Linked DNA regions of Mus musculus: region 1 is linked to region 2. A link is a loop called in an ENCODE intact Hi-C map of the cell type or tissue named here. Cell type or tissue: left cerebral cortex. All regions are shown on one strand. Each heading gives the region's core, and the rest is flanking DNA. Links, peaks and the distances in the headings are about the cores only.

Region 1 (15,822 bases), core at 2,735-10,734, 68 kb after region 2:
TTGGTAATATTCAGAGGCAGACAGTGGTCGAACAGATCTGTGCTTTGTGTGTGTGTGTGTGTGTGTGTTTGTCTTTTGTTTAAAAGTGTCTTTTTTTTTTTCTTGGAATGTTATCAATTCCAGTAAAAGGCAAGCAAAGGAAACAAAGGACAAATTTTAAAATAAAATAGTTTGACATATTTTAAAACACTTTGTAAAAGTGTTGGATGGAGTGAAATTTAAATATTTGGGTATCAGACATCCTGACTACCCCACCTGAACTAGAAGTGTTTTCTCAAACTCCCAGCTATGATCACTTTTAGCAAGTGATAACTTTTCTTCCCAATGAAATGGGAAAATAATTAGGTTGCATTATAGGTAATAAGTTTGTGTTTAATACACTTTTTGTTTTTTGGAGGGTTCTTTGGGTTTTGATTTTTTTAACACAGTCTCATGTTTCATGCATGCACACACACATAAATATAAGTTTAAATATGAAAATGTTACTGGAACATTTTTAGATTATGTTCAGATATAATTCTCAGAGATTAACATCATCACCTACACTGGGGTAATTTCTTGAAGGGAAAAATAACCCCAAACATTTTAAACAAAATCTATTTTCAGATTTAATTTGATCTTGATAAACTATATATAATATTGTCCATGTTCAATTGGATAGTTAATCCTAGGAGTATTAACTATCATTTCTAATAATCAGCCAAACAGTTTTAAGCTAAGTCAAAATTGTTCTCTCGAAAGATGAAGGTTTTTAGACTTGAGCCAGTGACTGTGGCAGCCACATGCAGGCTAGAGCTGGGCTTTGTTCTTGTGTTCAGCACTTGTCGGGCAGAGTAGGAGCAGTGATAGCCACATGACTTGATGGCACCTCTAAGTAAACTCAGACCGCCGCAGTAGGTATTTAACAGAAGTGGCATTCTCTCATTAAGTTCTTATTTTTGTATTTGTAATTCAGTGTAGACAGTGACCATAAAAGCATAAAGTTGTTCATAGACCAAATCCCATTAAAACCCAAATAGCTGTTCTGGTGATGTTCCATTTAGGAAGCTTTTCTTGTTTTGAGCTAATCTCACTATATGTAGCACAATTCATCCCTCCAACTTAGTCCTTTTGCTTTAGCCTAATTGCTGAGATTACAGGCACGTGTCACTACACCTGGGTACCTTATTAATTCTGAAATTATGACATATATGTTACTATGAACTTGAAAAACATGGGCACTTACTGCAATAAAACTCAAAGGCCATTTTTCAGAGTTTTCATAAAGAGCAGTGTCAAATTGTCAAGATGCTTACAGTCATAAAAGTTGTAATAAATCTGCAAATGTAAATAGCTACCCTGACCTGTAAGTGGCTGTCAGATGCGGACAATCAGAAGCCATAAGTCTTACCCATTGAAGTTTGGTGAAGTGTGACCTGTTGTTTGATTTTCAGGTGCTCTTTCACTGGGTTGCTACCCACCATTAGAGGGAAACTTACACCGGAAACTTCTCCTGGTTCCTTCGTATCTATCTGAGATTGAAATGCTTTTAGCTATGGAAATATTTCTGGTGTCCAATGCTAGTGGCATTCAGAGTGCAGGAATGGGAGCGCCCACACAGGTGCTGCAGATTGTCCTGAAAAGGTGGGTTGATAGCACGCCAGCCGTATTCTGAACATAGATGCAGCTCTATGCCTGCCCTATAGTGCAATGTGTGCATATATATTTATTTATACTCTGTATATGTAGTATAAACTTGGCTAACATTTAAACTGAGAAAGAACAAGACCTACTGCAGGCTTAAAACCAAACAAATGAAGGAGCTAGGGGTGAACTTCAGGGGTAGAGTGTGTTCACCAAACAGGTTAACACCGCCCAGTAAGCATGTTACTGGTTTCAAAATGTTAATAGTTGTCTTAAAATATGGATCTTCTTTAAGTATCAACCTTTGTGTTAAAGAGTATGGTACCTTAGAGGGTCTTTATCTTAAAAAAGTAGCTATGAATCTTATTTTTATTTCTTATAGATCTACACAATCTGACATAAATGCCATGCCAGTGTGGACACTTACACAACCCACAACCCTTATCTCTGGGAAAGTCCTCAGTTTTTCATCTGTAGAATCTTAATTTTTAAGTATAAAATTTAATATAAAACACATTTTAAAAATAAAAAGGGTACTTGAGTGCCAGATTCTCCCAGAATGAGTGATCCAAGAGAGAAAAGACTAGGAAAACTCAGGTACCTTTTGTGACTTCTCTCAAGAAAGATTGTGAAGGTCTGAGATTTTACCCATTTGTAAACTGGTGTGCCACAGACCCATGAGACACAAGATTCCTATGTTGGAGACAGGGTACATTCTTGCTGAGGAACAGCAAGCAGCCAGATGGTCAGCTTATCATCCCAAAGTCCTACTGATAGCCCACAGGGACACTTGAGCAAGTGGCAGGTTCCCTGGCCCAAAGGCAGGCCCAGGCCTCAAGAACCAAAGCCTGTTTTCCATTTTCTCTACTGCCCAAGGCTGTCTGTCAGAAGTCTGTCTTTTGCTCCAGGAGAAACCACCTTTGTCTTCCAAGTTCTTCACTATTTAAAGATGCTTGAAATCTGGAAACAGGAATAGTCAGTGTCTCTAACAAAAGTCCCCCAGGCCAGTTGGCCCCTGATTGTTTGCTGACATCCCATACTCAGAAATACTGCTTTCTTCAGTTTGTTTCCGAGTCAGTGTGGTACAGCCTGTGTTTACAAGAGGTCATCCTTTTCCTTGCACCTTTTTTTGAAAACCCACTGAAACTAGCCTTTGTTCTACAGCTCTACTTCATTAAAGGATGGACTTCCTTTATTTGACACCATGCACTGTGTGGCATGAGGTGTCTAGGTTTTATTCTTAGACGAATTTGATTTTCTTCTTGCACCCTATTTCCCACAGTTGCAGCCTCTATTCATTGTTGAGTGAGGGTAGTCATAACCCTAGTCTATAACTAGTGACATATCTAGATCTTTAACTTTATGAAGGCCAATATGTTTTGTCTTGCTGATGTGCTGAGCCCTGCCTTAGGTTACTAACCTCTATAGGTTATCCATTCTTAGACTTTGGGAATATGCCACCTGTGCAGGTTTCCAATCTATCAGGCTCTAAAGTGCCTTATCTAATTTAGGAGGCCCTAGAAGGTGCTTGGATACTCATTCTTCTTTTGAAGCATGAGCCTCATTTAGGTCACCAAGTAGCCTACACTGGTGTTAATTTGGGTAGAACCATTCTCAGAACTTGATGTTCACTGACATGCAAGGTACCAAGGGCAAGAATTAGTCTCATACTTTAAATAATTTTAACTATTTCCTTTCTTCACAAGAAAAACTACCATAAAATAAAAGTTTCATGCCAGTAAACACAATCACAATTGATGCAGATGGAGCTCAAAAAAAATAACACTTAATAAAGTACCCATCAGGGCCAAAGAAAACCATTTAGCTCTACGGCTTGTTACTACATGCTAGCTGAATATTAAGTACTTGCTTGAAACTAGAAACTACTAATACCAAGAGAACTGTACTTGCTTGAAACTAGAAACAACTAATACCAAGAGAACTCTACTGTGATTGTAATTATTCAAGCTGTATTGCACTTAATACTAACATATACCTTAATATTTATACTTACTAGCTTTGAAGATACAAACACATAGGGTAACTAGCTGTGTTCTAGATCAGTGTTTCTCAAACTAACAATTGCTACTGGGTCCTAATATAAAATGTCTCTCATACTGTAAGCCATGGTTCAAAAGCTTAAGAATCACTGCTTAAAAATGCCATGATAGTTTAGAAACAATAAATGCAGATGAATTTCCTACAGAAATGACATGGCTGTTTCTGAGAATTTCTGCCTTTGGGTTCACTTTATAGATGTGAAGAAAGCAAATCTCGAAGCAAGGATGAATATCAAGCTGCAGTAGAAAGATTGGTCATGGCTGCTCGAATATCGGACCCCAAGCTTTTCATTAAGCACATGACTGTCAATATTAACAAGGAGCAGGTGTACAGTCTGGAGCACTGTTCTGCTTTGAAATGGCTGAAAGAGAATATGAAGTGGGCTGGAAAGGTTTGGCTTTTCACTAACCATTAGTAAAGGGTTGTTGTTGCATTTTCTTTTTAAGTTCAAATAATCATTGTTGAAAATAAAAGAATAAAAATAACTCATCGTATTCAGCATTTGTATCTTATTGACACTAGAAATTATCAAATAGTTTTCAAGCAAAAAAATTTCATTTACATGCAATGGTTTTATTAACAAAAAGTGATTTTTTTAAAGTGCTTTTTTACTTAAATTTAAAAGGACCTAAGTATGGAAAATTCCTCTTTGGTAATTTATTCAGAGTAAAAAGCAACACTGGGTGCATTTAAACATCAGTGCCCACAGTGCGCAGTGCAGTAAACTAAAGAGTCACCAAATGCCATGACTGATTTTGACCTAGTCAGCGGTACTACTGCTGGAGTAAAAATAACAAAAAGCAACTCAGGGATAAATTGTTTATTTGGCTTGTGCTTCCATATCATAGTCCATCACTGAAGTCAGGGCATGAACCCAAGCAGGATAGGAACCTGGAGGCAGGAGCTGATGCAGAGGCCATGGAAGAGGCTGCTAGTGACTTGCTCATGGCTTCCTCAACCTGCCTTTTTTTTTGTTTTGTTTTTTGTTTTTTTTTTTTGTTTTTTTGAGACAGGGTTTCTCTGTATAGCCCTGGCTGTCCTGGAACTCACTTTGTAGACCAGGCTGGCCTCGAACTCAGAAATCTGCCTGCCTCCGCCTCCCAAGTGCTGAGATTAAAGGTGTGCTCCACTACGCCCGGCCTACCTTTTTTTTAAATAGATATTTTCTTCATTTACATTTCAGATGTTATCCCCTTTCCTGGCTCCACCTCTGAAAAACCCTTATAACACCCACTCCCCCTGCTCACCAGCTCACCCACTCCTGCTTCCCTGTCCTGGCATTCCCCTACAATGGGGCATTGAGCCTTCTCAGGACCAAGGGCCTCTCCTCCCATTGATGACCAACTAGGCCATCCTCTGCTACATATGCAGCTAGAGCCATGAGTCCCTCCATGTATACTCTCTGGTTGGTGGTTTAGTCCCTGGAAGCTCTGGGGGTACTGGTTGGTTCATATTGTTATTCCTCCTATGGGGCTTACAAGCTCTTTCAGCTCCTTAGGTCCTTTCTCTAGCTCTTCCATTGGGGACCTTGTGCGCAATCCAATGGTTGGCTGAGAGAACCACCTCTGTATTTGGCAGGCACTGTCAGAGCCTCTCAGGAGACAGCTATATCAGGCTCCTGTCAGCAAGCATTTGTTGGCATCCACAATATTGTCTGGGTTTGGTGGTTGTATGTGGGATGGATCCCCAGGTGGGGCAGTCTCTGGATGGTCATTCCTTTAGTCTCTGCTCCACACTCTGTCTCTGTATCTCCTCCCACGGGTATTTTGTTCCCCCTTCTAAGAAGGACAGAAGTATCCATACTTTGGTCTTCCTTGAGTTTCATGTGTTTTGCAAAATGTATCTTGGTATTCTAAGTTTCTGAGCTAATATCCACTTAGCAGTGAGTGTATATCATGTGTGTTCTTTTGTGATTGGGTTACCTCACTCAGGATATTTTCTAGTTCCATCAATTTGCCTAAGAATTTTATGAATTCATTGTTTTTGATAGCTGAGTAGTATTCCATTATGTAAATGTACCAAATGTATCCATTCCTCTGTTGAGGGACATCTAGGTTCTTTCCAGCTTCTGGCTATTATAAATAAGGCTGCTATGAACATAGTGGAGCATGTATCCTTATTACATGCTGGAGCATCTTCTAGGTATATACCCAGGAGTGGTATAGCTGGGTCCTCCAGTAGTACTATGTCCAGTTTTCTGAGGAACAGCCAAACTGATTTCTAGAGTGGTTCTACCAGCTTGCAATCCCACCAGCAGTGGAGGAGTGTTCCTCTTTCTCCACATCCTCCCCAGCATCTGCTGTCACCTGAATTTTTGATCTTAGCCATTCAGACTGTTGCGAGGTGGAATCTCAGGGTTGTTTTCTAGAACCCAGGACCACCAGCCCATGGATGGCACCACTCACAGTGGGCTGGGACCTCTTACATCAGTCACTAAGAAAATGCTTTCCTGCAGTGTGATCTCCAGAGGTGTTTTCTCCATCGCGGCTCCCTCTTCTCTAAGGACTCTAGCATGTGTGAAGTTAACATAAAGCAGCAGCACAGACTGAAAACACAAAGATCCAGGGCACCCCACCAAATGTCTAAGTTACCCTCCTAACAGCTCCCTTTCAGTGGGTCTCATATGACTATTACGTGTACGTTGTGGGAGGAGCACACATCCATGTGGATTTTTGCAGGACAGCGTTTTTGGAATCTGTTCTTTCCTTCCACCTCCATCTAGTTACGGTAATCAAACCACAGTGGTCAGGCTGGAGGGTCTGATAGCAAACACTTTCATCTGTTGGTCGACCTGGCAGCACAGTACTGTATGCTTTATGATAATATGTGACTAAGGACATTGCTAATGAAAATATTTTAAACAAATGTGCCAAAATATAAATATCTAACAAGGATTGTCCCAAAACACTAAGAAGTTAAAACTTCAGAAGTTGTCAGGTGGTGGTGGCCCATGCCTTTGATCCCAGCACTCAGGAGGCAGAGGCCAGCAGATCTCTCTTCAAGGCCAGCCTTGTCTACAGGACTACACGGAGAAATCCCGTCTCAAAACAAAAAACAAAAACTCCTTCAGAAACCACCTTCAGTATCTGTAGCCTATTCTCTTTAACATAGTCCTCACTCTAAATAGTACTGTACGCCACAAATTCAAGTCGTCTAGAGGGGAAAAGCCCTAAATAGGGTAATAAATGGGACAAGTATTTAAAGGAGTTCTCAAAATGGGTAGAGGCAGTGTCCTTAAATCTACAGTCTCACAAGGGCAGGAAAATTGAGTCCCAGCACTCTTAAGCTTGCGTGACATGTGGCGCACACACTGCCTCAGAGACAGGTGGGCAATTGTAAACTATGCTCCTGCAGACAAAGGACACGATGTGGGCCGCAAGGTCGTCTTCAGGAGAATGAAGATCTGAGAGAAGGGGTGGGATGGCTTCTTGCTGGTTGACCAAGCCAAGAGGTAGCAAAGCGAAAAGCAGTTTATATTCCATCATTTGCAGGTCTGGAGATCAGTTACAGACGTCCAATAAAGCAGTAAAAAGCCCATGCTGAGTACACTGAACGTTTAAAAACAGCCTAGTAAGGAGTCGCGATGTGTCATGCCTGTAATCAAAGCACGTAGGAGGCTGAAGCAGGAGAATTGCCGCAAGTTCAAGGCCAGCGTGGGTTACAGTGTGAGCCACTGTCCCAAATAATTAAACTATCTCAAATAGATTAGATTGAGGAAAAGTCAAGTGGGAAATGTAAGCCAGAGGAACCGGATCTTTCACACTCAGCTGCATCTGGGAAGCCTACCAAGACTACCAACGGCTGCTCAGCAAGAACTGCGTCACCAGAGCGCCTTGCATAGCTCCGCCCCTTCCCCCCTCCCCACCAGGGGCTGCGCGTGCGCGCTTTGGCCCCGCCCCTGCCTCCCGCTACTCCTTTACCTTTGCTTATCGTCCTCCCACCTGCCTGCCAATCATCTTTCTCCCTCAGACCTAGTCGGCCGGAAGAACCGGCTTGTGTCTCCCGAAGCTGCCTTCGGAAACCCGCAGATAGCGGGGTAAGGACACCGCTTTGAAGCGGGGTGGGAGGCCGCTGAGAGCCGACGTCCTGGCTGGGAGCCGCTTGCCGGCCTTGCGCAGGCGTTCTAGGAGGAAGGTCGGTCCGCCTTAGCCAATGAGCATGGTTCGTGCGGCCTGCCGGCTCCAAGTGTCGGGGCGTCCAAGCACGAACCCAGGCCTCTGAGACAGTGGGCCAGACCTGTCAGGAGCTCCCTGCAGAGCGAAAGTTGCCCAGGGACTCCACACTTGCCACACAGGCCTTGGCCTGTGCGTGCTGAGGCGTAGGCGAGGCTGTCAGATGGGAGCTGGGTTTAGGCTGCTGCTGGGAGAGCCTTGAGGCTGGTGGGGCCCTGGGAGGAGCTGCACCCCAAGTTGCGGACCTGTCCATTCACCTCTAGACCTGTAATCAAACTTATGGCTAAGTAGACTCTCAGAGGGGAGTCTGAGGCGTAGATTACTCAAGTGCACTTCACCACTAAAGAGCTTAAGGAGTGTGCTAATTCATTCAAGACATCTGTGGAATGTGTGTGTGCGAATGGGTTTAAGATTGTAGGATAATGGTAAAAGGAAACAGGATCAGGCTGAATTTTATCAGTTTGAGACCACCGATTGGAGATTCCAGATTTAATGTGGAGTTCATATAGTTTTAAAAAGGTGTCAAAGTTTGGTTGGCTGGTTGGTTGGTTAGATTTGTCTACAGATGGCCTACTGAAAAGGAACTGGAGATGCCTGCCATCCCTTGGCTTAGTGTTGATGAAGGAGTTTTAAGCTCAGGGAAATTGCAGTGCTAGAGTGGGTACTCTCTGAAAAACCTGATCCCTCATAATGGAAAGGCCCAGAAGACATGCCCTACACTAACCTATAAGATGAAAATGGTTTGAGGGGGCAACAGCAGGTCCGAAGAGTTTTTGTCGTAATTTTTTCTCTTGTGCCAGATCTTAGGGTTCAGTGGGTGTAATTGGACCTTGGAGTAGCACCAGTGCCTGTATATATTAGGTCAGGCTGGGCCAGAAGTGCCTGAATCCTTCTTGAAACTGTAGAGTTTGTAGTTATGATTTAACTCTCCAGCAAGATACAAAAGGAAAGCTAAAGAATTTGTTATCTAGCCAGGCGATGGTGGAGTGTCATTAATCCCAGCAATGGGAGGCAACAGGAGGCAGAGACAGTTGGATCTCTGTGAGTTCAAGGCCAGCATGGTCTACAGAATGAGGTCCAGGACAGCTAGGGGTGTTACACAGAGAAACTTTGTCTCCAAAAACAAACAAATGGAACTTGTTATCATTGATATGTCTAATACTGTCTCCTGGTTTTGCTCTGGTTGTTTACTTGGTTCCCTACTCTAAGTAGAAAGCCTAAAAGCATTTTTTTTTTTTTAAATCCTGGTCTCTGGGTGAGAGGGTGCATGCTTTTAATCCCAGTACTCCAGAGGCAGAAGCAGGTAGATCTCTCTGAGTTGGATGCCAGCCAAGTCTACAAAGTGATATCCTGTCTCCAAAAACAAACAAACAAACAAACAAACAGAAAGGAAAAGAAAAGAAAGGTAGTTAGGTATGGTTTTATCATTACTTGAGAGAAGAATTTTTTTTTCTAAAGAAAAATTCCAAGATAGTTACAAAGGGAAACCATAACTAAAGTGAAGTTAGTGTGAAGTTAAGTTAATTGAAATAAGTTACTTTCAAATACAGATTGTGCCAAGGGGCCAAAGCTCAGTGTTGAAGACCTCTATTTGATAATTTCTGTGCTTGTCAAAAATAATGGACAGAGGCTGTTAGATCTACAAAGCAAGTTCCAGACCAGCCTGAGCTACGTAGAGAGTTGCAGACCTTGAAGAAAGAAAGGAAGGAATGGAACAGAAAATAATACCACTATTAAGTAGATTCGGGTAGTCATTTATACTGGCTTGTAAACGAATTTTATCCTTCCATATCTACCTTCTGTCCACACAGTAGATCATTTCTTTAGGACAAGGCTCTCCAGGGTGCCCTCCCTGCCCTATAGGTGTAGCCTCAGGAAGTCTCCTGTTACTCTGAAAGTCGGAATCATTGCATTTACTGCTTTGTTTTACAGTTATCTACTTGTGTCTGTGTCCTGCTTCTCTACCCTTTCCTCAAACTAAGTTTAGTGAACACAACAAATGCTCGTTGTTTTACCCTGGACCTAACATGGAAGCACTGGTGAAGTGATAAATTAAGGACTCAGAATGCCTTCTGAGTCTGATGAGAGAGTTAGGAGTGCCTCTTGTCCATCTGTAGCCTACCTGAGGTTTTCTCTAAGTGGAAGGGCAGTGTATTCTGTGGAGTACTGGTAGCCGTCATGAGAATCTGTCTGCAGACAGAACTCCTGCAGCTGACATAGCTGCAATAGACTGTTAGGTCTGGTATCTCTAGCGTTTCCCAGAACCTGCCCCTGTGCTAAAGCAGTGTCTCCAATCTTCTGAGTCTTTGATTCTCTGTGTAACTGACTGCAGCAATTGAAGAGACAGACTGAGTTCTTTCAAGGATTTTACTCAGTTGAAGCTGAGATCTTGATTTACACTGCAGAAGAACTTATTAAGAAAAGGCTTTCATTTAAGCTAAGGGTGCTAACAGAAAAAAAAATCTCTTCCCACAAAGGTAGTAATTATAGAAAGTGTTCATATTACATATCAAATATGAATGACTATAGCCTGGGAAGATATATTCAGTTTTCCCTGAATAATATATTCTAACATAAAAGCAGTTACATGGGCTTTTAGTCACAGAACAAAAGAAAGTCATAAGTAGCTTGTAGCACTCTTCCAGAAGGTTACAGAAGGTTAGGAAGTTGGAAGAAGGACAACACACACACACACACACACATACGGATTGTATCCCCTCCTGAAACTACGCCAAAATAAACTCTTCTTATATTGCAGGGTTTTGTTTTGTTTTTTAATCACAGCAACAGAAAAATAACTAAACCACATCCTCACACGTAAAACGTTTTTAAATATTTTATTAGGTTAATTCTTTAGCATTTCACTTTGAGGATGGTAACATGGTGGTGATACGTTTTTAACCTTTCACTTGTTCAGCTCTTCTGTTCACTTTGTCCATTAGGCAATTAATGGATGCTTGGAAGTTGGCGTGCTTATTCGGAAATGTTTTGCCACTTGAGGCCTTTGAGGAGGTAAGCGCTGTGGTCCACTCTGTTTGTTTAGAGGAGGGTCTGTTGTGTATTGAGCTAATTTCAACTTGCTTTTCAGATCTCAAAACTGTATCATTTTATGGTTTTAGGCAGGAACAAAAAGAAAGAAAGAAAGAAAACTAATAAGAGTAGCCGAACTGTCTAAGGCTCCATTCAAAGCAGGAGAAAACAGTTCCAACAGAATAGTTCTAAATTAAACATGAAGAGGGAAAATAAATCAAGCCTCTCCCAGAATGGTATTAAGTTCCCAATCTGCAGAGCACATACTTTGATGCTTTAGAGTTCAAAGAAAATGACTATAATAATTATGCAAATTCTCCTCCTGGTACGCAGTAGATGTGCAGCACATATAAGTAAGTACAGCTTGGATAGGTGGGAGTTTGAGGGTTTGTAAATCATGTAAACGGGAAGGCTAAGGGAGATCATTGGAGCTTGGCTGAGGGTTCTCCAGAAGAGATGATGAGACAAAGTCTCATATATATATAGCCCAGGCTGGCTTCATATTCATTATGTAGCCATGGCTAGTTTTGAATTCCTGATCCTCCCCTCTCCACCCCACTGGAGTTACAGACTTCTAAGTTTTTATAAGGAGTATTTGAGAGCAAGTTAAAAGGATTGATTAAAGACTCAAAAATGGGTCTTGCCTTGTAGAAACTGTGGAGGATATTAAAAGTATTTGTATAAGAAATACAATTGCCCCACTCCCACCCCACCCTGGCTCTGTACCCAACCTGGGCAGCACAGTAGAGCTGGCCCTGGTGGCTAAGGTGCAAAAGGGGCCCTCCCTTGCCTGATGCAGCATTGGGTGAGCTAGCCAGAGTAGTCATGGAGCGCTCACCTTGGTGGTGTGGCAGCAGGTGAGCTCCGGGACAACCAACTCAGCTACCTCCCAAACCCAGATCCATGGCTTTGAGTTGATCCACCCCAACATCTACCCGATCCATGATCTGCTAGAACATGTGAAAGAGCCTGTCCTGCAGAGCCAAAGCTGCAGGATCTCTAAGACGCAGAGCAAAAATGGGATATTCAAGAAGAATCCTAGTGACGATTCATTATAGATAGTTAACAGAAGCCAGAGGCCTTGAAGCAGACCGATGACTCATTGCAGTGAACATTTGTAAGTAAAGCTATGTTGACGGAAGGGTATTTAGTGTGACCCATTGCAGCTTCCACAATGAGATTTTTTTTTTAATTCTATCTTATTTTCTTTTCTTTGGGGAGCAAGTTGCAAGGGCAGAGGGTAGATGTGAAGGGACGGGAGATGATTGGGGTTGGGATACATGACGTGGGACTCCCAAAGAGTCAGTCAAAAGTTGTTTGTTCTTTAAAGTAATAAGTTTTAAAAAGAAAAAAAAAACAAACAAACAGCAAATAGCATTGTTTGGGAAAAGACAGAGAAGCAGGCTAGTGGGGAGGCTATGCAAGCTGTGTCAGCGATGACAGTCTAGTAGCAGAGAAAGTAGGACTGATGTTAGGAGATAGTATAAAGAGAAGCTGCTAGGCTAACTTGAGGACAGGCGTGAGTGGTGTGACCTCATCTGGGTTTTGTGCTTTGGCAGCAAGGGATGTTATGCCACAGAATCAAAAATAGCAGTGTGAAGGTGGGGATCCCAGTGCCTTTAGAGGTCACATCAGGAAGGTCTCAAGTTTGAGCCACCTAGGGATACGTTAAGGAGAGGAGATGAGTAAGGGCTGAACTATCTTCCTTGCTGTCCATCTGTCTGTCTGAGACAGGTTCTCACTGTGTATTACTGGCTGGGCTCAGACTCCGGTTTTCATACTTACATAGCACTTTACCAACTGAGCAATCCCATTAACTGCCTTATTTATTATTCAAACTCTTTTACTGAACGATCTGTACACTTATTTTATAAAAGGCTCGGATACATGCAAAATAAAACAAAGTATCCTGAAAATATACTGGTGTTTGCCAGACTGTTAAATCTTCTGTAGGCTGGAGAGATGGCTCAGAGGTTAAAAGCTCATACTGCTCTTGCAGAGAATCTGAGTTCAGTTCCCAGCACCCATATCAGGCCACTCATAATTGCTCACATGTGTCCAGTGAACTCTTCTGGTCTCCAGACACCTGTGCATATTTGGCATTCCGTCACACAAATGCACATAAAGAAAATAACAATCAAGAAATCTTCAAGTTAGTTCTATAATCTCTATCATTGTAACAGTATAAAACATGCCTCACAGGTTGCAAAGCATGCCCAGCACTGTAGACACTTCTATGTAGAATAATCAGAATGGAAATGTAAATTACAGTATTCAAAGATAGGCATTGTGGAATTGCTCCCTGAGAATCATAAGTCATTTCCTTTGGACTAAAATACTGTAATATTATTTTCATTGAAAAGATTAAACAGTACTTTAAGAACATTCCAGACAGTTTGAGACACGACTTAAGAATGGGAATGTCGCCAGGGCTATACAGAGAAACCCTGTCTCCAAAAAAAAAAAAAAAAAAAAAAGAATGGGAATGTCTGTCAAGTTGTCTGATTAGAATTCCGTTATCACTCTGGTAATGAGGAAACTGAAGGACAGACATCTTCCTCTTGCTGCTGAAGTTCTCAGGGCATTCCCCACTGCCCTGGAAAAAAGTACACTGATGTAAACTAAGGAAAAGAAAACAGAACTTGATGGAGAAAAGTGTCGTCACTTGTGAACCCAGCTCCTGGAGAGCCATGGAGGGGAGTTCTGCTCCTACGACTACTGCTCATGCTGCAGTGAAGGCTTAGAACCACCATGGGAAAACCTGACAGATTGTAGCAAATCAGTTTCTACCTTGTTCTCTGTTTTCCCCCTGCATGGTACATTTAGGTTGGCTGCACCTCCTACATGGTGATGTATGGTGGATGGATGGATGTCACAGAGAGTAATCCCTGTGTCTCTGATAGGTTCGGCCTGAGGAAGGTCCTCCCTCATTGGCTTCACTACTCTCGAGCTTTATCAGGGGCAGAAGCCATCAACGCCTTGAGGCCTTTCTACTTTGCAGTGCATCCTGATTTCTTTGGACAGCACCCCAGGGAAAGGGTAAACACTTATTTTTTAACTTATTGTCTATATGTCTAGTTGATTTACCTTTGAGGCAATAGAATGCAGAAAGTCCTGTAAGTTTGGATTATTCTCTCATAATGGTTGACACAGAAGCAGTAAGTACTAACTTGAAAAACAATAGTTTCCAATTAGTAAATTTAGTGAACATTTGTAATAAAGCAGTTGAAACCATTGTTTATTCAAAGCTGTCATTATTTATATAAGCAATAAAGTTGCCACATAAGCTGAAGAGTGTAATAATAATGTTTCTGCCGTCGTTTTTGGAGTAAAATAAGGCTTGAGAGGTCCGGTCCCAGTTTCCTTTACCCCCATTCCTGTTCATTTGCTACAGATCATTGTATATATTGACTCCCACGAGACCCTTCCACTATTTCTTCTAGCAAAATTAAAAACATCAAAAGTAACTTTGAAGATTTCAGTTTTATTTTGGGTAGAGTTTGGGTTCCGTTTTTTATTTTGAGCCGGGTGTCATTTTAAGCCTCAGATTACTCTCAAACTCAGACCATTTCCTCCTCCTGCATAGCTTCCCAAAGAGTTTGTGACCACGATCTAGCCCTTCTGTTTTGTTTTGTTTTGTTTTGTTTTGGGGGTGTCTCACTAGGTGACTCAAGCTGACCTCAAATTTGCAGTGAATCCAGTTGGAGTTGGATGTAATCTTGCTGTGACATCTGTCACTCGGCAGGTGATCTGGACGGCTAGGCAGGTGTCCTTTCTATCATGCTCACTCTATGTGCATCCATCTCTCCAAAAGCTTAGTGCTTTATTAAAAAGGATAACGTTCTGTGATCAGATAAACTTTTGGATCATCTGGTATACCCTAGTAGCTGTGCTCCGTACCTGAACCTTCAAATTCTCAAGGTCCAAGTGCTGAGATTTTAGGAGGACGCTGCTACTGCATGAAGCAGGACTTAGTACCACAGTGGCAGGACAGGACCTAACTTGCTTAGAGGGCTTTCTGACCAAGTATGTCATATGATAAATTCTAGAAACAAAATGCAAAATGACTTCTACTTTCAAGACATGTGTGCAGATAGAGGGATTTAAATGATCAAAAGCAGTTGTTATTGTCAGCAAGGCTAGGAGGACAAAGCCAGCCTGGGTTAGTGAGAGCCCTAACCTTATCTCAAAGACAAAACAAAACAAAACAAAACAAAACAGTTGTTATTAATCTAGGCTTAGAAGTATACAGCTTTACAGCACTTTGGAGACTCAGGCATATAGACCTTAAATTCATGTTCAAGGCCTTCCTGAGCTTAATAGAAATACTTAGAAAAATAAAATAAGGCCAGCAAGTTAGCTCAGCCAGGAGGGTCATTTACTGCCAAGGTAGTCAACCTGAGTTCAGTCCCTAGAACCCACATGATGGAAGGAAAAAACAGATTCCAGGAAACTTTTCTCTGACCTCTACACACATGCTATGACATGAATACCACACATCCATGTGTGCGTGTGCACACACACACACACATTTAAAATAAAAGAAGTGGTTACTGTTCCTGCCATTCTTTACCAACAACAATTGACCTAGGAACCCTTGGATGTCTGCATCTCTATCCCCTCTTTTATGCATCTTCTCTTTTAGGGACTGCGTAGTACTCCAGTAATCAAGAAGATGCTGTTGTTATATACATCAAAGAGCACATTATAACCTTTACTAAAAAATAAGCTGGATTTCCTCTTAATCTGGTTATTTGTCTTATAGCTTTGTTTATCACATATATGTAGGAATTTTCTTAGTTCTTCTGTTTTTATAAAAAATGCATCTCAATGGTCTGTCGTGGAAATATTATTAAGACATAATAAATCTAATTCTTAATCGCTAATTTATTGCTTTGCGATAGCAATCATAGCTAGGCTGGTTTTACTCCTACGT
Region 2 (15,822 bases), core at 4,024-12,023:
GGAGAGACAGAAAGAAGAGAAGGAGGACAGACTGCATACAGTTCTGGAAAGCTCTTTGACATTTATGCCCTTTCCAGACAGGATGGCATATTCTGGTAGGTGCAGAACATAAGTTGTAATGATGCCTGTTGGTGTGTTTCAAAGAAAAGTTCATTGCAAACAGGAATCTGATTATTTGAGTTCAATCTATTGGGCACCTTAAAATCAGAATTTGACATATTAGTTAGAATTGAGATAGTTCCCACTCAAAAGCTCTTTGCCACTGGTCTGAAAGTGAGTCTTTGAGTCTTGAACAAAGATTTAGTGGAATGGTTCACACTTACCGGAATTCTGTCAAGCACATTCCAGAAGGAAGAGGGCCCAAGCACTAAATGATCCTTTTATGTTTTAAATTCCAGCCAGGAAGACAAGAGGCAGAGTTCCAGATCCACCATTTAGTGTGTGAATTATGTATGACTTTATATGAGGCTTTCTGAGAGCTTCAAGTTGGTGTCTAACCACTAGAAAGGATGTCACAAAACAAATCTACATCCGTGCTGATAATGGTGACAGCCATCAGCGCTGTGCCACTGATTAAAGAGAAACTTATGAAATTGCTTCTGGTCTCATCGTAGAACAACAGCCAGCATTATTAATGTGTGTGTGTGTGGGGGGGGGGTCTTCCAATATGCCTGGCAGATATCTGAAAGCCTCAATAGTACCATATCCTGAATACTCTGGGTTTCCCCCACACCTACACACCTATGATACAGCTTAATTTCCAAATTAGTCATGGTAAGAGATTAACCATAACTATTAGTTATAAAACACGATAATTACCACAGTCTGCAATCAGAGTTATTTAAAATTTGTGAATTGTTCATTTCTAGAGTTTCCTACTTGAGGGTTTGCCATGGTAACAGAAACAGGAAGGTAACTGTAGCTAAGCATGGGCTCTGTTCATATAGGGCATCAAACAGGCCAGCTCCTGGTGAAGCAAACTGTGTTTTTATCGTTTAGCTACATCTTAGGAGGTGTCTGAACACCACTCCTGACAGTGAGGAGTACCCAAGCAGGATCTCTGTAAGACAACAGAGAGATGGCCCTGATGTGAAGGGGCCTAAATTCTTAGCCCCTCAACACACTCGGCACACACTTGTGAACTTCACAGCAGAGTTCCTCATGATTTAGATGCTGGGGGATCTGTGGGCATTGGGAACTTTAGTATGAAACTCTTGACCATGGCTATAAAGCAAGCCAAGGACACAGTCACCCTGCTGCCTGATGCTCTACAATTGTAAAATGGCCGAAGGGAGCAAAGCCAAGTAGGACAAGAAGTGCCATTTAACCAGATCTAGGCGCATTCGGCTTCTGGTTGTGCTGTGGCAACGCGTGTGCATGTTGAGAGCGTATGGGGCAGGTTCCCAGCTCATACATAGAAATCCTGGGCATAATTTTACGTCTTAGAACAAGGTAAAATTTAGGAGCAGTCCATGACTGTTAACAGCCTTTGGCATAAGGAATAGCCTTTGGCACACTGCCATCTAGTGGCTACAAAGGAAAACTCACAACACAGAAGGAAGGCTTGAGGATTCTGGGTCCTCTCGTTAACTCATTCAGGGGACTTGTGCTGTCTCATTTCGGGTCTCATGAAAAGGCACTCTCCACGTCTAGATGTTGGGCCTGAGGAGAGTGAGCAGCAGGTATCTCATCTCCATCCTGGTGAATCACAGCCTCCACCATAACTGCCGTCTATGTCTCCACTGCAGCCTCCACCATAACTGCCTTCTATGTCTCCACTGCAGCCTCCACCATAACTGCCTTCTATGTCTCCACTGCAGCCTCCACCATAACTGCCTTCTGTCTCCACCACAGGACCCTCCTTACATTCCTGGTCACAACCTGGAGAAGTGTATACTGTTCCTACTCCTTGTACAGAGCAGGAGGGGCAAAATGCCTGTCTTTCTTCAACACCTAATGCCAGCAGGGTTCCTTTGGTCTGTCTGTCTGTATCCCTGAGTTACCTGGGCTTCTAAAGAGCATGAATGTTCTTCATGCCACCAGGGAACAGCAGTCTTTCCCAAGGCAATGCTGGGAAGAGAATGAAGCCAAACCCTCAAGCTTCCCCCTCGCATCCTCCCAGCTACCCCACACTCAGATGGCCTACGTGTCCACAGAGTCTCTTCCCTGTGACAGTGCCGAGCTCCTATAGACTGCTGCAGACAGAGCCTCCCCACTGTGTTTTGTGGGTCCCATAGGCTCATATGTTTGAATGCTTGGTCCCCAGTTGGTGGATCAACATAACAAGAGCCAACGATTGTGTGTAGATGCACATATGTGCGCGCATTGAAGTATGCTTTGCTGAGTTTTCATTTCCAGTATTTCTGAGTTTTCACTCCTAGTCTCGATTACTCTGCTGAATTTCTTAGCCACATTGCTGGCTTTCTTATTCAGGTTTCATGTCGACTTCTCGCCTGCTTATTTATTTGAATAAAGTAACACTTTTTTGGGATTTCGGCATCTCACTGAGAAGCCATGTGCTTTGGATGAGTCGCACTGCCTGCATTTTCATATTTCTTGTGTTTGTGTATTGCAGTTATGCATTGTTTGGAGATGGATCTGTGTTTCAGGGGTCTCCTCACTCTCTTCCCTGCTGTTTACTTTATGAGGTCCTTTGGGAGGCTTCCCTTGGGTTTATGATCCTTACTACCACTTAGAAGGGAGGAAATGGCTGCAGTATTAAAAACTACAATTTGGGAACAATCAAGGTATTAAAGTGTAATAAGCAGGCAGCCAACAGCATTAACTACAACCTCAATAAGGTCAGAAAGAAAGAGCCAAGATACTAAACAGGATAGGCTATGACTCTAAAAGTTAATAAAGGTTGTAATTATTAAGCTGTAAAATAAGAAGTCAAGTGTGGCCATTCATGCTTCTCATCACAGCACTTGAGAGGTTGATCAGGGGTTATAAAGCAAGGTATGCCATTCACACCTATGATCCCAACACTTGGGAGGGTGAAGACGGCCAGCTTGGGTGATATAGCAAAATGCAGCAGCCAGCTGAGCTACACACATAGGGACACTCTCAAACCAAACAAAAGAGAAATGAGCAAGATAACAAATAACTAAAGATTTTAAGCCCACTCCTTGGTAGACAAATCTCTAGGAATCTTGACTTTAGTATTCCTATGGGGTAAAGAAGTCAGAAATAAATATAAGTCTTTGGAGAAGGCTCGGTGAGTAAAAGTACTTGCTGTGCAAGCATGAGGACCTAAGTTCAAGTCCCAGGCCCACACAAAAGCTTGATACATACAGTACTTATCATCTCAGTGTGCTCCTAGTGTGAGAGACAATTCCCAGAAGCTCATAGGCCAGCTAGCCTGACCTATATAGAACAACAAAAGAGAATCTGTCTCAAGCAAAAAATGAAGACTCACACCCAAGACCGTCCTCAGCCCATAATCAAGCAGTGGGTACCTGCATGTTCACATGTGGATATATACATACGTGTGTGTGTGTGTGTGTGTGTGTGTGTATTATGTATGTAGATGTATACATACACACACACATTTAAAGAAAGAAAAAATTGTTTAAAGCAATGGATGAAAAATTGGTTTCTCTTGTATGTGTGACAATGGTCCACTAACATCTCATTTTGAGAACTGCAGTAAACTATTCATTTGCAAATGTATGTATGTTGATGACATTGTTTCAGAAAAACACTATTTTCAGAAGGATGCAAGAAGGGGAAAAGAGAGATTCTGGATGGTTCCAACCTGTGTGAGTATTAACTGAGAAGATATTTCAGCCAAACGTGCAAATATTAAAGAAAACATGTCCATCAGATTCCTAGAAGAAAGAAGACGCTAAGCTCTGGGATCCGTCTCGTTCCAGCTGTTATGACTAGCCTCAGAAAAAGTGTGTAATTAACCCACTGTAAAGGAGAAGATGGGAAGGCTGGCAGCAGTACTTCCACATTACAGAAAGCCAGGTGCAGTTAGAAACCATACTTCTCGGCCACAGAGACCTGACGTCTCTGCGTTTGCAGAAGGCAATGGAGACAAGGTTGCTGCAGCCCACAGAGATGACATTTGTGCCAGCTGGCTCAAGAGGTCTGGCTGAACACTCCAAGCAAATTCTCCATGCAGAAATTTGCACTGGTTTCATAATGGTTAGGTAGGTATCTTGGTTAGTTTTTTTTTTTTTTTTTTTTTTTGTCAACTTGACACCAGCTAGAGTCCCCAAAATGCAAATTTGTAGGACATTTTCTTAATTAAAGATTGATGTGGGAGAGCCCAGCCCACGGGGAACAGAGCTACCCCTGGGCAGATGGTACCTGGTGACAGCCATAAGAAGCAAGCTAGTCTTCCTCCGTGGTTTCTGCTCAATTCCTGCCTTTGGCTTCCTGCCCTGACTTCACCTCATGATGAACTGGAAGCTGGAAGCCAAATAAACTCGGCCCCCGCCACCACCACCCCAAGTTGCTTTTCCGTCCCTTATCAAAGCAAGATAAAGCAAACTAAGGCAGTAGGTGACTCCAGCTCAATAAAGACCTAGTTCTCTGAAGCAAAGGGCTGTGCTGTCACCTCCTCATGACCCATCAGCTCAAACTTCAGCGGGTTACTAACCTGCACGTGGAGCTGCTAGGATTTTAAATCAACGGTTGTTTGGGAAGGTCAAAGCAGAACCAGAGTCAGCAGTCAATGTTTAAACGCAAAATGCTGCTGTTTGCTTCGTCTAGTTGGTGCGTTAACGATGAAAATACTCCGTCAGCACCAGGTAGATTCACCGAAAATCAATTTTGCAAACCTTCTTTACCTCACTGCCATAACTTCTTGCCTGTGTTCTGCCTCTTACTCCGGTCAAGCCCATTGTGGTAAGAAATTGCTGCTTTGCTTGTCAAGAGGTCGTGCTTGCAACGATATTCCAACAGCTTCAATTTACGGAAGGTTTCTGTATTTTTCAAAACATCTAAGTCTCATTTTTATGGCTGTGAGGGTAACTTATTCGCATCAACCCATCGTGCAAAGCGACTTGGTGAATTTTGAAAGTCTTGAGTTTGAGTAACAGGTAAGAGGCGGGCAGTTCACCTGGTCACATGACCTATATGCTCGCCTGGTCACATGACCACTGTGCTCGCCCACTGGACTCAGGTTACTTTTAAGTTTTAAAGGAAAAGGTAACATGGAAATTATGCATTAACGCACACAGCACTGAGTGTCACCAGCCACTAAGTCACAGGAGAACCACAGCCATGGTTCTTCCCTCTACCCTCCGAGAGGCTCCCCCACACCCCGCCCCACCCCCTCTTAGCTCCGCCCCTTTTCCCTGTCCAATCGCAGACCTTCTCTACGCTAATGTAGTTGAGCAGGGAAAATTCTGCAACAAACTACTATAGCGATGGCCTTCCCCTTTCAGGGACCCTTGGGGCGTCTACAACAACCCCTAGAGCGATAACTAAAACCAGGTACTGGGAGTTTTAAACAACAACTCTATGGCTTTTGGTCGCATCTGTTTTTCCCCTTGCAAGATACCCTTTTTGACTCTTTGTGAACTTTGTGCCTTAGACTTACTCTTTAAGGTGCCCTCACATGTCTCTCCAGTGGTCTTAGGGTTCCTATTCCTGCACAAAAACATCATGACCAAAAGTAAGTTGGGAAGGAAAGGATTTATTCAGCTCACATTTCCACACTGCTGTTCATCACCAAAGGAAGTAAGGATAGGAACTCACATAGATAGGAACTTGGAGGCAGGAGTGAATGAAGAAGCCATGGAGGAATGCTGCTTACTGGCTTGCTTCCCCTGGCTTGCTCAGCAAGCCTTCTTATAGAACCCAGGACTATCACCCACAATGGGCCCTTCCACCTTAAACACTAACTGGGAAAATGCCTTACAGCTGGATCTCATGGGGGCATTTCCTCAAGGGAAGCTCCCTTCTTTGTGACAACTCCAACTTGTGTCAGGTTGACACACAAAACCAGACAGTCCACCAATCTACCCATCACTGAGGATAGCACCATGTTATCTAGATAACAACCTTTTCTCAGAGGATGTGCAGGACAACCCACCAACCTGAATCACAATCTCATAACAAATAGTGGGATCACAAAGATAACCTTGGTGAAGCACTCTGAAAACCCGTGTCATCTGTTCTGAGCAGCCTCAGGTGGCCCCAGAGTTTCACAGCTAAAAGATACGAAAGTGGAACACAAGCAACAGCTAACACAGCACGAAAGGCCCCATCCACTTGTGCCATTTGCTTCCTCCACAGATCAAGGCTGGGTACCAAAGAGTGCGTGAGGAGCTCCTCCATGAAGACTCCCTCCACTTCCACCCTGATTGACACAGTGAACTTGGCTTAATGTGATGAACCCTACCACCTAGATCTAAGGGAGAAAGTGGCCTGCTCGCCCCTGCCGCATCTGCTGGCTTCCTGGGTCAGAGAGACCCTGGGTTGGCACACTGGCTTCCCATTTATCATACCTAACTGTTAGGTGAGTTTCTAGCTGGGTAAACCATCACCACCTCTAGCATAACCTTTCATAAGGAAAATGAACCCCCTTAGTCTGGGGATAATTACCCACCCTGGGACAGACTTGATCAACTTCACCTGCACTGTTCTATGTCTTCTGTGAACTCCCCCTCTGGCTTTAAAGCCATCCAGAAGCCTCTTAGTTTGGGTTTCTTTTCTCAGGTGCTGATGGCCACCGGCCCATGAGGGAGGAAGGAGCAGAAGCCTCCAGCAGGGTTCCGTTGTCTGTGAGTATGAAGGAAGGACTTGAGAGACAGCTGCAGTGAGGCAGCTCAACTTTATTGTTCCAGAGGTAGGGTGTATAAGGGCTGGGGGCGGGGGGGGGGGGTACTGGAGGAAAGGGCTGGTTGGTTATCTCACAGCACCTAATTATCATACGGTGAGAAGCCAGACTGGGACTTGCGTGCTGAGTCATGCAGTCATGCACAAGGCCTTTCTTTACATAAGGTCAGGCATCTATGCTCAGAGACACTCTTCAAGTAAAGTCAGGTACAGAACAGGAAACCCCCGCTGAGAAAGGGAGTCCTCCACTTTGCACCGAGCTCGAGAGCTATATGAGTGTGATACCAGGAGTCCCCAACATCTTAGCACACAATCAATTCTTTCCATTTCTATCAATTTTCTCCTTAAGAACTCCAGCTCGACACTAATCTTGCCACACTTATCTTTGCGCAATACAGGCCTCTTCCTCTGTTTCGACTTTCTTTCTTCTCCTCTAGGTTGCACTTTTTCTTTACAGGCACTTGTTGCATGATGCTCTATAGCACGTAGGTCTGCCAAAGCCTCTTTTGGCATAGATCTTTATAAAGATCTTGCCCCCCACAAAAAGAGCTCAGCAAAGCTGCCTTGCAGTCCTTATTGAACCCATCTCTTCTTTAACTCCTCTATGAACATACTTCTATTTGGCCCAGTGAATTGGAATTCGAACACAGCTTTTCTAATTCCCAGTCCCCTCAGCCCCCGGCCCCTGGCCCTTGATCTTTATGAGAACCTCAGATGAGGATTAAAGTGTCTCTAATGTCTGCTGAGCCAGTCCATCACACTGTCTCAGGTTAGACAGCCCTTGCCTTAAGGAGGAATGGATGCTACATTACTCTGGTTTTCTGCCTCCACAGCAGTCAAACTGACCCCATCAGCTCCTGTGTCCCAGAACCTCACAAGCTACACAGTGGCAGGTTGTTTCATTTATTGTTTAAAAGACTTCTCCGGTTCCAGCAGGTCACGTGCTGAATGTTTCCTGGTCACCCCAGTTTCTTGTATAGGACCACTGTTAAGGTCCCCACTGTTAGGCTGAAACCCCCTGCTCACTGCTGCACAAGCTGGGAAACCTCATCTGCCCTCCTTGCCCCAACCCACCCTGCGCTGAAAAACTCCAAACAAAGGAACTCCCAGTTCTCTTCTTGGCAGCTGTTGAAACATCCTGCCCCTGCTGCCAGCCACCCAAGCCCTGCCTAAGTGCTCAGCTCTTGACCATATGTGGGCACAAATCCAGCTTGTGGCTGATGCCATCACCCCTCACCTAAGGTCTATAAAACCTCTGCCCTAGCCAGGCTGTGTGACTTCCACAGCTCAGTTCTTCCAGACTGATGAACTCGCTCCTAATAAACCTACCATTATCTGCTTTTAGCCTGGTCTTATCTAGCCTGTATCTGAGTCACCCCGGGAGAAAAAAAGCCCATTATCTTGGTGACAAAACCAGGAGGATTTAAGCCCTAGCCCAGTAGTCTGGGCCCCTGTTGTGTGGTGCCCACTCCTCTCCCTCTCTCTCCCTCCATCAGATTTTCAACTTAGGGTAAGTCACCTTTTCCAGCCTAAGAGGTATTGGGTGCCTCTTTCAGATCCAGAACCCCTGGGATTACCTGCCAAGCAGCAGCCGATCCAGAGCAAATTCATCCATTCTGGAACAAAGACAGTCTTTATTCTGGGTAGCCTTGGGATTTTGGAAATGTTCATTCCAAGGCTACCCCACCTCCCACTGTTTGACCACAAGCTGTTCTGAGGGACACCTCTTTGGTTTCCAGAACAAGCTCAGAGATGGACAACGCTGAGTCTAAATCCGATCCTCAGTCACCTCCTGGATTGCTTGCTACTAAATGTATCCAAATTTGTCTCAAACCTTTGTCCAAAATGCCAGATGTGTTCTGGCAAATGTTCTGTGGCCTGGCTTCAGTAGCTAATCTAAATGGCCACCAGAGGGCACTCTTGACTTTAACATCCTCCATGATCTTAATATTTTTCTGCCTGTTTGTGGGCCGACGGTTTGAACTCTCTTCTGTCCAGGACTTTTGGGGCCTGAGCTCTTGACCCTCTCTCTGTAACCAACCTTCTATGGCTCAGGTCCTAATAGTAAGGATGGTCACACTCACATCCCCCTTACCTCCAAGGACTCAAACTCCAAATCAGAGTCCCCTCCTCTAATGGAACCCCACCTACTCCTCCCCTTTCTTCACCACAGCATACTCACCTGTTGTTCCAATTGCAATGGCTGCTCCAAACCAAGTTGCTAATTTAACCACCCCTGAGGCATGTACAGATCTCAGTGACCATTTTTCCCTTAGGTCCATGTAGGGCTACTACTACAACAATCCCCAAAGCCTCACCTACCCTCCACTGCCATGGATCCCAAAACTTGTTCAGCTGCAACACGCCAACAGTCCCACCTCCTCGCTGACATGGCTCCAAAATGCCCCCTCATTTCCGTCCAAAATAAGCAACAATGCAATTTATGGCCTTGTGACAGCAGCTCCCTCAGCCAAGGTCCTTTGCCATTTTCCCCACTTGTTAACCCTTTCTTGTCCTGACTTAGCCTTCAGCTTAAACCTAATCATACAACACTTATTATAAACTATAGTGGGTTGGCCTAATGCTGCTTGTATTCTAATGCTAATTTGGGGCCCTCAAGATGGGTGCCCCAGAGATGAGAGTCTGCACCTAAGCCACTGAGTGACCCTGACCCCATTTAATTGTGATTGGTAAATAAAGATGCCAACAGCCAATAGCTGGGCAGAAGAGACATAGGTAAGGTTTAAGTTTTTCGGGCTTAGAGTGAGAGGATCACAAGGAGGAGGGAAGGGGCAGAAGGAGCCACATGGAATGAAGGAAGAATGAGCAGGAGGGAGAGGAGAGCTGTCATGGGCTAAGAGCCAAGAGAACATGGCCCAGAGGGCTGCTCTATTGGAGTCAAGTGCAACCCAGGTGAACTACAGTAAGGGATCAATAGGAAGGTAGACTCTAGTAGCCTGGAGGGTAGGCAGTGGCCCAGCTATGGTGCTGCTTAAGGCTATTTAAAAATATAAAAGCTTTGTGTCTTTCATCTGCTAACATAAATGATCTAAGGCAGGGTAAAAGCCTCAGGCCAGGATTTTTAATATTTTTTACTACAATAAAGTATTAAAATAATCAAAACATACAACTTAATTATCAATTACCTCATAATCATATTCACAATATGCCATATATGCTTATAGTTATGATTAATTACCAACATAAGTTTTATTTGGCCTCCTGTGTCTATGTTTTATATACATGAAATTTGGTTCTCTCTATATATGTTGTAAGGATTCATGAATCAATGGAGAATGATACCCCAGACTCAAAGAGTATGCAAAAGCAGAAAGATATATTCTACAGTAATCCAGCATGCAGGGGACTACCATTCATCAAAATGGTAACTAGGAGGTAAGCTCACAGGTTCAATTTAAAGCTGAATAGGGGAGTTCCAGGGAGCGGTAGGTGACCTCTATCATGACTGGTTGGCTTGGTCTCTAGGGCTATGGGTGTCTTTGGGATTGGGATTTGAGGAAGTCTGGGAACTTTCCAGAATCATTGCTGGGAAGACCTGGAAACACTCTGTTTTTACCTCAGGCCAGATGGCAAGACAGTTCCTGATTGACTGCCTGAAAGCTGTGGTTTTCCTAGGAACTGACTTGCCCAGCCTTGACCAGTTCTGGGAAACAGAAATTTAGGCCTAGTCTCTTGAACTGCCAATTTGGAGCCTGTCATGGAGTTAGTCTGGCTAAGTCCTCTCAATGTAACCTAGATTTAACTATACACACATTCCTTGGATCCAACTCTCATTTACAGAAAAATATGTCTACTCAAAACACAAATTTTTAAAATAACAACCTTGTGGCTCTCCTCTACCTTAGCTGCTGACCTCGCCAGGATTAAGTGGCCACAGGGCTTGTGACTTCACCCCCTTAAAATGACCACATGTTATAAAGCAACAATCACAAAATTTCTTAGTCATAATGGACTCTGTTTATTTTTGTATCTCCTTTTAGACTAAGAAAGCAACTTACTCCAGAGACCCAGTAGAAAAGTCCTACAAGGGATGGAACAGTGAGCTACGCCCCCAGACACAAATGCTTGACACCACACCCTCAACTTCATCATTCTGTGGCCATCAGTCACATAGGCTGTCCAAGCTCTACCCCCACAGTTACCTGGAAATAGCCAGGTATGCTCCTCCCACAATTACCCTGCAACAGCAAGGTAGCCCAGCCCACTATAAAGGGGTCTGCTTGGCCCCTCCTCACTCTCTTGCTTCTCTTGTCTCTCTTGCTTTCTCTCTAGCCCTCTTGCTCCCTCTCTCCCCCTCTCTTCTCCCCGTTTGCCACGTGACCATGGCCAACCTCTACTTCCTCTCCCCGCCCCTCCCCGCCCCTCCCCTCCTTTCCCCTCCCCTCCCCTCCCCTCCCCTTCTCTCCTCTCCTCTGTTTTCTTCTCATCAGGATCCACCTGGCTGGAGCAATGGAGCAGGTTTCCCTCTAAGGAGCTGTGCATCTAATCTCCAGTTGGGAGGCCTTCCTGCGCTCTAGCCATGGGCTACAGCCAAACCAAGCCACCTGCTGAGCTAGCAGACTGAGCTAGCCAGACTCTGGACTGTTGGAGACCATACCGTGAGAAAGTAAGCCTTTCGCAGTCTCCCACCCTAATAAGCCAAATGGCCTTGTGTTAGGAGCCGGTCACCTCCTCCTCCCTATCCCTTCCTGGCACCTAGACCCTAAAAATTTGAATTATAGTCCCCTCTTCCTTATCTCTTCCTGACTCCCAAGACTTCTAAGGACCTGACTTATGTGCTGAGCCCAGCTTGACACCCCGGGCTGTTAAGGAGGAATCTACACTCCTGAGATAAGACTCAGGGTGCCTCTTGCCTGCAGTCAGAATTCAGCCTTCCTGTCCCCAGGTGCCTACTACTTTGTTCTTTGTTAATTCTCCCTCAGCCCCTCCCTATTTCTCCTCACTGTGTACTTATAACCTCACTTTTTCAGCCTAATAAACTTAGACCTTGACAGGAATCGTCCTTGATCTCTCTCTTTTTTCCCCCACCCATTTCTCTTGCAGGTTTGCGGTTCCCCTCGTACTCACAAATAACTGGGTCCTGCTGGTCGGGACACTGGACGACCCAGAAACCACCCAGCACCTCTCATGCCCCTTTTCCCTTCGGCCCTGGGACACTGGTGCCCCAACTCTTTCTCAGCTCTTCCTCTGTGTCCCAAGAGCTAGAACCTGTCATCCCTGGCTTCTGTGAGGCCCAGGGACCCCAGACTGCTCCCTCTCCACCCCCACAGACTGGGGTTCCGTGGCTTCCCATAGCCAGACGGCCACCCAGGCAGCGTGAAGAGCACGACGTGGTAGTTCCCCACATCCGCCTGCCCAGAGCCCCGGAGCTCTAGTGGGACGAGGGTCATCTCTCCCACCCACTTTATTTCCCCACGTCTGGCGCCTGACACTATGTCTTCACTAATTGTTCAACACTGAACTGCTAAAAATGCAGATAAGTAACAGTATGCTTGATAGGTATAGTATATTTAATAATAAAAATTTATAAGCTCCTAAGGTTTACTCATGTTCACATTAATATCTGTCTAGCTTCTTAGTCTTTTAAGGTTTAGCTGTTTGGATAAATACCCTTTCACCCACAGAAAGGCTATTTTTATTTCTTAACTGTACTTATTTTCAGGATCAGTAAAGTTGCCAGTCTCCTTAAGGGTGATATCTATGATTCAAAGTTTTATTTTGACACTAAAAGAACTTCAGTTCAAAGATCGTTATTTTTAAGGCTCAAACTATACAGTAATAAAGCTTGTAGAATCTTAATATAAACTATTAATTAATCAATCATTAGGGATTATTAGGACATGCAAGTTAACAGTCAGTTACTTTATAAATGATCATATTCTTTAATGTGTTCAGAACTATATTTGTACTACACTAAATACTAATGTAATTAATTACAAAAATAAGCCTTAGTTAGCCTCCTGTATAGGTTTTCAAACTTAAGCCTATGTAAAAGGAATTAAGCATTCTAGCTAGCCCATCTAAAAGACACACAATCCAGGTATTTCATTTACAAGTAGTAATCCTAGATGGGGCTGAATAGATCTATTCCAACTCACATCCCAGCCATATGTCCATTGTTACTTGCTGTTTCCCCTGGCCACGTGCTCACGGTCCTTCTCCTCTCATGGCAGTCTCCTCTTCTGTCCCCTTTCTTCTCTCTTAATTTAATATCCTTCTCTGTATTCAACTTTATTTAAACTCCTTTCTATCTTAGTGCCCAAGCGTACTCTCAAGCATAGTGTATCTGCTCAGAGGTTTCATCCTGGGTTATGTATAATGTGCTAGGGAGAGCCATTATCAGTTCACCCATGGGAGCCCCGCGTCTAAGGAGACTGGCTGCTCAGAGCAGCAGGACACCCTATTTCATGTTAGCTTTCCTGAGCTGCCATTAGTCTTCCTGGGGCAGCCCCATGTCTTACAGAGACTCTGCTGACTGCTCAAAGTACCATGATACCCTACTTTATGCTTGCTCTCTATAACTCTTTACTGCTGGAGGCATGCAGCCTGTTTCCCGAGTGGCAGCCTCTGTAACACTGACAGAGATCCTGCAGGTCTTTGTGTGTGCTCAGCTCTGGAGCAGAATGTCCCAGCTCTGGGCAGAGATGCATCAGGGCTTGGTGCATGGTTGGTGCTAGAGGCGCAGCTGTACCTTACTTAGCTCATGCTCTTCCTTGGAATTGAAAGACCTCTGAAGGGAGACCCTCACTCAAGTCTCAGGATAATAGCAGACCCCACGAACTCACAAGAGACCAAACCTGATGCAAACCACACGAGGCTTTTTTTCGGGGGGAAAGCCAGAGCTCTGGGGACAACTTGTATCCCACACAGGGGTAGAGGAGTCGACCCCGAGGGGGAAGGGGTCCCAGTTTTTATAGGCCCTCAGGGGGGAAAGGAGAAGGGAGAGTAGGGGATTTCCAGATCTAAACAATATCTATTCTCAAGAAATGGGTATGGGAGGGGTACAAGGAAAGAGTCTGGTGCAGGTGCAGCAACTCTGGATTGGCCCCGGCTGTGGTTGCTGGGGAGATTTTCTAACTCTTCCCCAGCAACCAATATCACAAACACCTGGCAGTGGACTTCAGCAGTGGGCACACACATGGGTTCAAGGAACGGTCAGAACATTGGCAGACACACAGGTTCAAGGAGTGGACAGAGCATTGTGCACCTCTATTTTTCTAAATCAGTGAAACTACTTCTACTAACAATGAAATCTATTTTGCCAATTTCAGGGCTTCTGTGACCTTTTACATTCTGTCAGGATCTTTCAGAATCATATTTGCCAAACTAGCATGTGTTCTGACCCTTGTCCTGAACTATGCAGGGTTTTTTTTTGGGGGGGGGGGAGCAGCGTTGCTAAGGAACCATCCCTCCCAACCCACTTTCCTAGACACCGTCATGGCTTCTAGCTTAAAGGGACAACAAACCTTTTATCTGGGAATCTGAAGTCTAATTTGGGTTATAAGTAAGTTCTTGCCTCATGTTGGTTTGCCAAAATGTTGTGGTAAATATCACTTGGAGGTGTCTACCCCATGATAGCTTCCTTCTTCCCCTGTGTCCTCTCTTCTCTCATCTTTGAAGGTTACTATCTACATGAATTTATTTTTCCTTCCTTTTTCTCTCTTAATTGGTTAGCCATCATGGGGTAGAGGGATTATGAGCTCATAGCCATGAGTGCCAGCCTGTTGGAGTAAGAGCGGCCCAGGAAGAACATGGCAAGTGATATCTCGGGGTTATTGACAGGGAAGTAGACAAAATAGTACAGAGGGTTGATATCTGCCCAGCTCTAGTGCTCTAAGGCTTATTATAAATATAGGGACTTTATGTCTTTTATTTGGGAACTAAATGATCTAAGGTGGGGTAGGAACCCCCAAATAATGTCTACCACAAAAAGTCTAGGATGGATAATTAAAAACAAGCAAAGTTTGTCTATGCAGATATACTTTAGATAGATAGAATGGTCCTTGAATACTTCATGGATCTGCAGAATATGACATTTAAACGTTTAATAAAAAAGTTTTTCATAACAGACATATATCAGCTCTTGGTAGCACCACTAATATCCTCCAGAGGAGATGATGGTCACAGGAGAATTTCCACCTGACACTTGCTTTAAATGTAAAAAAACTGGATACCAGACTATAAACTGCTCTTTTACCTCAACTACTGACTGCACACTCTGAAGACCTTGGGCAAGCAGGACACTGGAGAGTTGATTGCCCCACTTTGGAGAGAAAAGGTGGGGCAGTCCCCCAAGCTCCTTTTCCACAGGAAAGTCTGTCAAATCTTCTGGGCCTGGAGAGTGAAGATGGATAGATGCCCCCATTGACCATAGAAAGCCCTTGGCTGAGTGACTGTCCAGGTAGCAGTAAGCATCAGTCGGTTTTAACAGACTTGCAAGCTGCTTGGTCAGCACTTCCTGCTTACTCAGGTGAAATTTATCCTCCTCAGGATTTCTGTTCAGTTTGAAACTAGATTAATGAAAGATTTATCAGTTTAACAGCAGAAACCAAGGTCTCAGCAGACTCCTCAGTTCTCTTTATGTGTAAAACTCAGGCTTCAAACCTCACTTTTCTAGAGCTGCCTCTACTAGGTCTAGACACAGTCTCTCTTATTAGCAGACTCAGGAAGCCAGTTTCAAAGTAACTCTTTACTGTTCCTCTATCTAAAGGAACTCGCTTTACTGAGACTGCTCCCAATAATCAACCACCCAGGTCTCATGGTGAATAATTAGATAGGAAAAGATATCAAGTTTATGTAAGTTCTGAGGATACAGAAGCTTACGTTGTCAGGATCTAAGAAAGTGTTTTAGGGTCTAAAAAGGTGTTGTAAGGTTAGTAAACACAAGTTATAAAGGTTAGAAGACATAAAAGCTTAAATGGTGATAAAAATTATTTAAGGTATATTTTAAAAAGTGAAAAATGCTTCACATTTTTTTCTCCTCACTATGCTACTCTACTTCCTATA

The links. Peaks named below come from ENCODE experiments on the same cell type or tissue, not always from the same donor. Only the 100,000 strongest peaks of a DNase experiment are listed, where the experiment ranks them.
Region 1: it touches region 2 in a loop (2.7-fold over the local background); 3 of 42 quality-filtered maps call a loop at or near these places.

The regions. Positions count from the first base shown.
Region 1 is chr9:122,797,969-122,813,790 of GRCm38, forward strand. Topaz1 (testis and ovary specific PAZ domain containing 1) reads left to right here. Exons shown (of 20, transcript NM_001199736.2): 19 at 1,434-1,623; 20 at 3,880-4,167. The coding sequence ends at 4,099. It overlaps Tcaim (T cell activation inhibitor, mitochondrial), which reads left to right and starts at 7,579. Exons shown (of 11, transcript NM_001013405.2): 1 at 7,579-7,720; 2 at 10,799-10,868; 3 at 13,790-13,925. The coding sequence starts at 10,810. In left cerebral cortex, for the core only: no CTCF peak of the experiment used is centred there; DNase peaks (open chromatin) are centred at 7,599 and 7,779; H3K4me3 peaks cover 1,643 bases; H3K27ac peaks cover 1,415 bases.
Region 2 is chr9:122,728,227-122,744,048 of GRCm38, forward strand. It overlaps Gm51699 (a long non-coding RNA gene), which reads left to right and starts at 10,797. Exons shown (of 3, transcript XR_003948282.1): 1 at 10,797-10,972; 2 at 11,247-11,422; 3 at 11,860-12,317. In left cerebral cortex, for the core only: a CTCF peak has its summit at 8,710 (motif pointing right); a DNase peak (open chromatin) is centred at 8,733.